2 separate regions of the Homo sapiens genome follow, and region 2 is linked to region 1. A link is an interaction called in ENCODE POLR2A ChIA-PET data of the cell type or tissue named here. Cell type or tissue: PC-3. All regions are shown on one strand.

What was found. Peaks named below come from ENCODE experiments on the same cell type or tissue, not always from the same donor. Only the 100,000 strongest peaks of a DNase experiment are listed, where the experiment ranks them.
Region 2: POLR2A ChIA-PET joins it to region 1 with 10 read pairs; 4 of 35 experiments call an interaction of 5 or more read pairs at or near these places.

What each region holds. Positions count from the first base shown.
Region 1 is chr3:33,297,026-33,302,025 of GRCh38, reverse strand. FBXL2 (F-box and leucine rich repeat protein 2) reads right to left here. Exons shown (of 15, transcript NM_012157.5): 2 at 4,301-4,362. Among named protein-coding and RNA genes, the nearest start is that of FBXL2, 22 kb to the right of the region's middle. In PC-3, no CTCF peak of the experiment used is centred here; DNase peaks (open chromatin) are centred at 1,875 and 2,435; H3K27ac peaks cover 1,667 bases.
Region 2 is chr3:33,357,883-33,362,882 of GRCh38, reverse strand. FBXL2 (F-box and leucine rich repeat protein 2) reads right to left here. Exons shown (of 15, transcript NM_012157.5): 3 at 3,862-3,916; 4 at 3,526-3,600. Among named protein-coding and RNA genes, the nearest start is that of UBP1, 80 kb to the left of the region's middle. In PC-3, no CTCF peak of the experiment used is centred here; DNase peaks (open chromatin) are centred at 2,202 and 2,542; H3K4me3 peaks cover 1,305 bases; H3K27ac peaks cover 2,813 bases.

The DNA.
Region 1 (5,000 bases):
ACTTACATGCCAGGTACTCTAAGAACAACAACCCCATAAGGTAAGAACTATTACTATTCCCATTTTATAGATGGGCAAATTAAGGCCCAGAGAGTTAAGTAACTAAGGTCACACAACTAATAAATAAGAAGAGTTGAAATCTGAACCCAGAAAGTCTGATTCCAACAGTAATATGGACAATAACAATGTGAAAAAATATATGCAAGGATACTCCAACTCACTAATAGATAATGGTTGCAACAAATTAAGTACTTCCACTGTTATAAAAATTATGTGACTGACTCCCCAGGAAGAATAATACTAAAAGCTGTTTGTTGGGCTATGTGAGAGCAAAGGGTAGGGAAAAAACTTCAGTAGCCTTAATTTATGAGCAAGAGCTGGATTTTAAAAAGCAAAACTGTAAAAACTTGTTCAGTAACAAACTAAAAATGGGTAGTAGAGAAGGAATCTGTAAATAATATATATTCGTAAAACTATCAATAAAATCAGATGAAAAGAAAACATAGATTTTTCTGAGTGGATTCAAAGTGATAACAGAGAGATGAAAAGCAGCATATTATTCCAGATTATGCTTGTTAATGGTTCCAAAGGGGAAGCTGAAGCTTCGGTTGATGTGATCAGTATTGGAAGCTAGTTGAGAATTAAAGATGGCAGTAACAGAAGCAGTCAAAAGTGGCAGAAGAGAAAATGATCTGGACTGAAAGCAAATAGGTCTGTCTCAAAGTCAAAGAATTCACATGTATTGAGGAAGTAAGACTGAAGGTGAATAGGAATTCAACAAGATTAGGAACAACAGACTACACTGTCCCAAAGAAGTCTACAATATGAAATAAAAATATAAGCCAAGGGTAGACAATGAAGACATAATTTAACTGAGCAGAAAATAATAAAGATTTAAGCTTCATGAGGTGGGGGCTTTGTTACACCCAATGTTGTGGAATTAACTAATGATGAAGATGGATGCTTAGGAAATCTGGTTCAAACCCTTCTTCAACATTTTTCTTAGAAAGGGTAGCTAGGAAAGGCCGGGCGCAGTGGCTTACACCTGTAATCCCAGCACTTTGGGAGGCCAAGGCGGGCGGATCACAAGGTCAGGAGATCGAGACCACGGTGAAACCCTGTCTCTACTAAAAATACAAAAAAAAAAAAATTAGCTGGGCGTTGTGGCGGGCACCTGTAGTCCCAGCTACACAGGAGGCTGAGGCAGGAGAATGGCGTGAACCCGGGAGGTGGAGCTTGCAGTGAGCCAAGATTGCGCCATTGCACTCCAGCCTGGGCAACAGAGCGAGACTCCGTCTCAAAAAAAAAAAAAAAAGAAAGCATAGCTAGGAAAAGGGGGAAAGCTACACAGAGAATGGAAAGTCTGAAAGTAAAATGACAGAAATGATTTAAAGGCCAGCAAAAAATTCTTAAATTAAAATACATGGTTGGCTAGAGTTAATTTTGAGACTCACAAGTTGGAGAAGATCTGTAGTGGCAATATTTTAAATTCCCCTTACAGACTCTGAAATAAGAATACAAGTGGGAACATAAGTCTATGAAGAGACATTAACATTTGCTCACAAATGGCAATTCTTTCTGAAAAGTGATCTATGTATGAGCTTTATGGCATGATTCAAAAGCTATAAGTAGTGATGACAACCTCCAGAATTCCTAACAGCTGAGTCCATCATGGATCTTTAAAAGAACTGAAGTTTCCAAGACTGCAGTTTAGAAATCACACTACCATAGAAAGTGATATAATTCCTTTTTATTTTTTTGGTATCAACAGACAGAAACTGTTCTATGGCTCAGTGGAGTACAAAAGCAAACCCCACCAGAAGGAAAAAACCATTCAGTTAGTAGCCTTGAGTCACAGCAGAAGTATGCATGAGAAGGGTGGAGTTTAATCACACCCTAATGTTTAGTGACCAACATGGGCCTGCCTGAAGCTGCTTATGATTCCCCAGGGTAAGAATACCATATTTAGATTACAGCTTGATGCCCACTCTAGAGAAATGTTCAGACCCAGACTGCAAGCACTGCATAATCCTAGGGGGCACCATCTACACTGTAGTCAATGTGGATGGCATCCGTGCAGTTGTATAGTGACAATCTGCCCACCGGGACACAGCGGTATTGCTTCTAACAACTTACTGTGCTTGAGCAAAGCCTTTTGGGTTTATATGGCAAACATACATTTCTTTCTTGTCACCACTTTCTTACCTTAAACTTGTCAAAAATGCCAAAGAACATTCTCTCTTATCCAAATATTTGTCTTATTGGAAAATATAATTGATATTTTTCATACAATCCTGTCTCAGTTTTTTTAATCAACTGAGAAGGAGCTCATGACAACAGTGTCAAACAACACCTGATGACTAATGAAACACCCTCTGAAGTCCCTGAAATGTGATCACTACCACAAAGAAGCTAAGTCCTTACCCCATTTCTAACTGAAGGAAAAATGTCTTAATAACCTGATGACAGCAAATGTGAGTAATCTGTGGCATCTACAAAGTGGTTCTGTGGTGAACTTGGGAAGAGATGAAAATAATTATTCCCAATATTTAAACAAAACTCATAGTCATTCCCCAAATGTTAAAGTGAGATTTAGTACAGCCAGGGAATGGAGTCATCTGGTCAATCTCTTATTGTATGTCAGCATTTCCCCCAAATTTTCTGTGGAATATTAAAAGGATTCCGGCCGGGCGCAGTGGCTCACGCCTGTAATCCCAACACTTTGGGAGGCCGAGGCGGGCGGATTACCTGAGATCAGGAGTTCGAGATCAGCCTGGGCAACACAGTGAAACCCCGTCTCTACTAAAAATACAAAAATCAGCTGGGCGTGGTGACACATGCCTGTAATCCCAGCTACTCAGGAGGCTGAGGCAGGAGAATCGCTTGAACCTGGGAGGCGGAAGATGCGGTGAGCCGAGATCATGCCATTGCACTCCAGCCTGGGCAACAAGAGTAAATCTCCATCTCACCAAAATAAATAAATAAATAAATAAATAAAATTAAAAAAATAAAAGGATTCCATTGTCAGTAAGTTTGAAATGGCACAATTACCCAACTTGTATCATCGCCATGCACATTAGCCTATTAAGGCCCTGTGAAGTCCTATAGGTTTTGTTAACCCTATAGGACTACAGTTTGTTTCCTATAGTTATTTGATCACAAAATCTGGTTTCTGTTGCTGTTGTTTTGTGGAGTATCAGTGATAAGAGAAACAGTTAGGGGAATGACTATCAAGGATTACCATGTGTACACCTATTAATTCCTCATAAAGAATTAAAATATAACAACATCTAAAACAAAAATAAGCTTTTTTTTTTTTTTTTTTTTTTGAGACAGAGTTTCACTCTGTCACCCAGGCTAGAGTGCAGTTAGCACAGGCTAGGCTCACTGCAACCTCTGCCTCCTAGCTTCAAATGATTCTCCTGCCTCAGCCTCCCAATTCTTATGCCTCAGCCTCCCCAGTAGCTGGGATTACAGGCGTGCACCACCACGCCTGGCTAATTGTTTCGTATTTTTAGTAGAGACAGGGTTTCACCACATTGGCCAGGCTGGTCTCAAATTCCCGGCCTCAAGTGATCTACCCACCTCAGCCTCCCAAAGTGCTGGGATTACAGACATGAGCTACCACTCCTGGCCTTAAAATAAGATTTCTTTTGATGATTGCATAATACTAAAGAAAACTGAAGTGCCTCCAGGCCAACAAATGTTTGCTGATAGCTTTACTTAGTAAAAACAACAACCAAAATAACATTTACTGTATATTCAGTGATGCCAGAAACAAAAGACAAAAAGCCTATTTTATACTACTGTCACTTATACTTCTCATATGAATAAAAACATACCAATACTTGGGGTTGACAGCATTTTAAGTGCTAAGAACATATCATAACTGTGCTTATTTTTTGCATTTATTTTAAAACTCATTTGTCTGAAAACATCAAAAACTTTATGACTTCAGGAGCTCACAACCTTGCAATAATGTCTCCTCATATTACTGACTTCATCACGATTATCTACTGAAAACAAAACAATGGCACCTACTGAAGATTATTACAATACTTACCACATTACAAAAAGAATCCAGACCAATGCTATGTACATACTTAGTACATTCTGGATTAGACCAAGTAAAATTTAACAACAAGCTGAACAGCATTCTATAAAACAAAAACAAAAAGTCAGTTAGGCTAATTCTGTCTGTTTTTCTATGCTATGGACTCACAGTGAGAAAGAAGATAGTCTTGGAACTTGATGACTAAATCAGATCTAAACTCTTCATCCAGAATTTATCTACATTTACCTTAACAGAAGTTCTTTGGGTAACTTTTTGTTAATAAGGCCTTCATCATTGTTTGAGAAAACCTGGAAAGAAAAAAAAAAAGGAAATTGTGAAAATGTTCTTTAATCAATGTGGAAAAAATTAATTGTTTTTATACTACTAGATCAGAACGGCCCCAATTATTGTCCTACAAATAGGGTGTGACTAATTTCATGCAGCCACCATATTCTAATATTGAGTAATATAAAATATTTTATGTCCTATCACTGTTTCATAAAAATGGCAATACATGGCCATTTGATACTACATTGTACTAGAGGTTCTAGCCAAAGCAATTAGACAAAAGATAAAAAAGACATCCAGATTGGAAAGGAAGAAGTAAAACAACCTCTATTTGCAGATGACATGATCTTGCATATAGAAAATTCTAAAAATGCACAAAAATCAATTAGAACTAATCAAGGAGTTCGGCAAGGCTGCAGGATACAACACATAAATATACAATATAGTTATATAAAAATAAACTGTATTTCCACATAGTAGCAATGAACATCCTGAAAATAAACTTCAGAAAACAATCCCATTTACAACAGCATCAAAATGAACAAAATACTCTGAGATAAACTTAACAAAGGAAGAATAAGACTTCCATATTGAAAACTTATACAATACATTGTTGAGAAAAATTAAAGAAGGCTTAAATAAATCAAAAGACATCCAT
Region 2 (5,000 bases), 61 kb before region 1:
AAATCTTTGTCACCAGGGGGAAAAAGATTATGACTTAGAAATCAAAGATATATATTTAAGTACCTAATAAACAGGAAAAAAAAAAGCAGCTCTACACCAATGTCTACAAATAGAGCACCTAATATACTCTTCTCCATTTCAAGTTAGTAACATTTTTTTAAATTTTATTATTATTATACTTTAAGTTTTAGGGTACATGTGCACAATGTGCAGGTTTGTTACATATGTATACAGGGAATTGAACAATGAGAACACATGGACACAGGATGGGGAATATCAAGTTAGTAACATTTATATAAACTTTCTAGTCCTCCCCTTTTGGGGCAAAGTTCTTGTACTGGAATACAAAACTACATACACAATTTTCTGTTCCACTGTTTCCAACTAAGAGGGGGAAAATGCAAATCCATTTCAGTGCAATATTCAAGCCAGTGACTCTGTGTCTTATCTACTAGACAATATGTTATAGGCATGCTTTTAGAATGAAGGGCTTTAGAGAAAAATAAGCCCTAAAATGGGCTAAAGACCCCTGGAGTTATCACTTTTAGATTCACACACTACTTAGTTATTTCTCATTTTTGGCCTAGCACAATCTTCAATAACCATGAAGACACTGACAACAAAATGTCCAAGTTTTAAAGGCACAGAAAATGCCAACCCAAACTTCAGGTAAACTACACGTATTCAGGAAAGAGTGATGAGGAAGGAAGGTACCGTGTGCACTTGTCACCTAGATGCTTTACTCTGCCTTTTCTTCATGTGCCAGTCATGCAACCCACCGTTCAAGATACCTACAGTCTCCTCTTAGTAGGTGAGTGACCTTGGGTAAGTTACTCAACCTTTTCTTTGCCTCAGTTTCTTTAATATGGTACTTACAACAGTGTCAGGCACACAACAAATATTATTAGTGTGTTGATCCTGATCCTTGGCAACTTCTCTTTTCTCTCAACCATATCCAAAAGTTACCATTTCCTTCCCAAAGTGCATATTTTTAAGACTATCCATAAAATGCTTCCTAGGGCAAGCATCCTCCAAAGGGTCTTGTTTAAGGACTATGGCAGACCCCAAGACTGGTTCATAATCTAGGGTGGACCAAGGGGGCTAGCCCAAAAGGGAAGCTAAGTGTTATGACTAGATTGAAACTCTGGTGCCAGCTATTTTAGGTTTTCACATACAATTCTTTATATAACTGGTAAACCATAAACTGGCTTCCCCTTTGGTGGATATACTTTTAAGTATTTCTGGGATGTGTTTATATGGCAGTTAGCTGAAAGTCAGCAGTCAGCTAAAATCTTGTAATCAAATAATGCACAAGGTAGTGATATTTACTTGAAATAGTAGTACTTTTTAATATCAAAATAATTTTTTTTTTGAGACAGGGCCCCACTCTGTCACCCAGGCTAGAGTGCAATGGCACAATCAGAGCTCATTGCAACCTCTGCCCCCTGGGCTCAGGTGATCCTCCCACCTCAGCCTCCTGAGTAGCCAGGACTACAGGCATGTGCCATTGTGCCTGGCTAACTTTTGTTTTTTCATTTTTTTGTAGAGACGCAGTTTTGCTATGTTGCCCAAGCTGGTCTTGAACTCCTGGGCTCCAGTGATCTGCCCGCCATGGCCTCCCACAGTGTTGGGATTTCAGGTGTGGGCCACTGCACCCAGCCTGACTTTAAAAGTTCATGGGAGGCCGAGGCGGGCGGATCACGATGTCAGGAGATCGAGACCATCCTGACTAACATGGTGAAACCCCGTCTCTACTAAAAATACAAAAAAAAAAAAAAAAAAAATTAGCCGGGCGTGGTGGCAGGCGCCTGTAGTCCCAGCTACATGGGAGGCTGAGGCAGGAGAATCGCATGAACCCAGGAGGTGGAGTTTGCAGTGAGCCGAGACCACGCCACTGCACTCCAGCCTGGGTGACAGAGCGAGACTCTGTCTCAAAAAAAAAAAAAAAAAAAAAAAAAAAAAAAGTTCTTCATGTGCTTTCCAAAAAAGTTGTATGGTTGGAAAAGTCATCAAAATTGAGGAGACATGAAGAACCACAGAAAAAGAGTAAGTATTTTGCTCAATTTTTTCAAAACAATAACTCTACTTTGTGGTCAGTAGAAATGACTACAATTTTTAGAAATTAAATGTCCTCCACATCATCACTAAGTAAACATAGTGAACAAAGAGTTAGGTATGATCAGTTTGAAGGGCAATTATATTCACTGGCATGGAATGCTGGCATGTTTAGGTGGAGTACTATTGTAATCACTGCTGTTAAGTCTCAAAAGAGCACTAAAGAACACCTAATTCAGAAACTACAGTGTTAAGCCAGGAACTAGAGCTTATCTTTCCAGGATGGGCGTGAATCCTTGAGGTCCCTGCCCCCTTCCAAGAGCAGAGCACCACAATATGACAGAAATAAGGGGTTTCCCCCTTTATTTAATAAAGGGAAATCTTCTGCTCTGCCCCACTTACTGTAAGTATTGTGCTCCACTGGTTTAAGATGAGAACCAGAGACTCTCAGGCAGTAAGTAACCTAGAGAAGGAGGTGAAGAGTCTCCACAACTGACCTAGATCATTAGTTTGTCTAGGTCAAGCCAGGTTAAGTAGCTAGCAGGAAATTGCTTAGCTCAATCCTACTGTTAAACACATTCATTTCCTTATCCAAAACAAACAAAAAAAAACCAATATATACATCTTGGTAAAAACACATAGCAAACATACTATGTGAGTAACTAAATTAAAATGCATTTCCACTACTGTAAGTTTGCTAAACTGGAAATCAATTAGGTTTTATATTAGGTAGAAAATAAACTTCAGAATCTCAAGACCCTCAAACCAGCACTTCAGACAATTCCTAAGTACAATGCTCTTTTTTTATTCCCTGCCTAAACTTTCTTTTTGGTTAGAAATTTAGTATTGAATATCAAAGTTGTTTTAACATAAACTTTCCTCATTTCATCAGGTTTACCACACTTAAATGGAGATATTTACATATTTACAGATAAATATATCAGAATCTTATATATTCTGTATATAATAATTGTATAAGACTTAATTATTACTTTATTTTATAGATAATAAAACAGAATACTGAGAGATTATATGACTTAAGTGGCCAAGCTAGGGTGACACTTTAGATCTCCAGCCTCACTCTTGGGCTTCTGCTTCTGCCATTTCTCCACTTTTGATGCTGAATTAGAATTCTCGGTGGATTTTCTAGATCAATAAGTATTTGTCAAGTCTCCTAAGGTTAAAGCACTGAACCAGGTGATAATGATGCAGGTGTGTGGCTTTAAAAAGCTGAGTAGTAAAATTCAGACTATAAACATAAACAAGGGAAAAAAATCTGTTACTGATACAATTTAAAATGCAAGCAGGGTTTTGTTTTGATGTATGCAAATCCCTTCCAGTTTTTCTTCTTTCTGTTCTACCTCAGCACTTTAATATTAGATCTAAATGCAGTAAAATAAAAAGTCAGGAAAGGGGGAACAGCTACTCATATTTTTAAAAAGTTTTTTGTCTAAACCAAAGCTAACTTACCTCTACATCTGTTTGAAAGTTAAAAAGATCTATTCTTTGCCAGTTGCTTCCATCCAGGGCTAAGATGTTCCAAGCCTGGAAGGTGGGAGGTAAAGGAAGAGGGATTGGGATGAAAGAAACACATTTATTGAGACTATTAAAGAAAGTCTTGATTAACCTTTATTTCCAAACTCCTATTTTTGATGTATATTAAGTTAATCATCAAATGCAAAATTATACCATTATGTTATATTAAGTATAAAAGATAATAAAATTTTAATTTTCAGTAATTTGAACTAAAACTCATTCTAATAAAACTTGATATTTATTGATTAAAAAATCTGGTGAATACTCTACCTTGGAAATCTGTGCACATCGGCACAAAGTTACTATATCCAAGAAGGAAAATATTCTACAGAGAGAGGAAAAAAACACAAAAACGAGATGGTGTTAACATTTCAGGATAATTATAACTTGAAAGATAAACTCTAATCCGCCACCTGGATACATAAGTTTTTTCAAGATTCCTCAATCTGAAATATACAAGTGCACTATAACTTTACATCACTACAGTGAAATATTAAGTGTTTGCATGTTCAGAAGCTATTTTGGACACACAATACAAATTACCTTAGAACTCATTAAGCTTATATTTCCCTTGTTCTAAGTAATGGACACAGGAAAGACCATAACTGGTTCTATTTGAAGACCAACTCTCTAGCATAAGCCCTCTTTTGGTGGTAGATGCACTGAACAGGCTCAGATGCCTGAGCCTCAAATAACACTGTCAAAAAAAGCTTGATGACAAAGCCCATTTGGTTTGAAGTATTTGTTTGCCTGGCAGAAAGATGGAGCTCATTAGTTGGCAAAGTCTATAAGTGATCAGTTTTTCCTAAGCAAAAGCCAAGGAGCCAGAGAACATAGGAAAGATGGGGCGGGAAGAGGTGGGGGGAAGAAAAGCAGACAGAAGCAAACAAAATCTTGGTTGGCATCAGTAATGCCTTAGAGGAAGCAGTAGCTGCCAGCATGGCAGGGGACTGAGTGAAGCCTCGACATTCTGGCAGTCAAGGAGAGGAGCTGCTGCTCATAGTATGTGAGCAAACAGCCGTGTGCGCCTCAGCACTGCAGAGTGACAGCTAAAAACAAAGGGCAGCTTTTCTGTGAGAAGAAGGGTGGACAGGGTTGAAGTCAGGAACAAGAGTAGTGCCTCAGTTTTCAGAGTCCTGGAAAGTAAATATGAGAGTCTGTGCCTCTGAGTGTGGAAGGGGGAGAGTGGTTAAGATGGCGAACAGCCACCTATAATGTTCCTCAAAATTCTTCAAAGGCAACAATCGGTGGTGAGATAAAAATCCACGGACTCAGGGAAGAAGAGTAGAATCATAAAACATGAAAGTGTTGTACCCTACAATAATGCACCCACATGCAGTACCATGGGATACTGACTGCATAGATGCCATCCTACAATATAGGCTACAATCATTTTCTAGTGAAAAGCA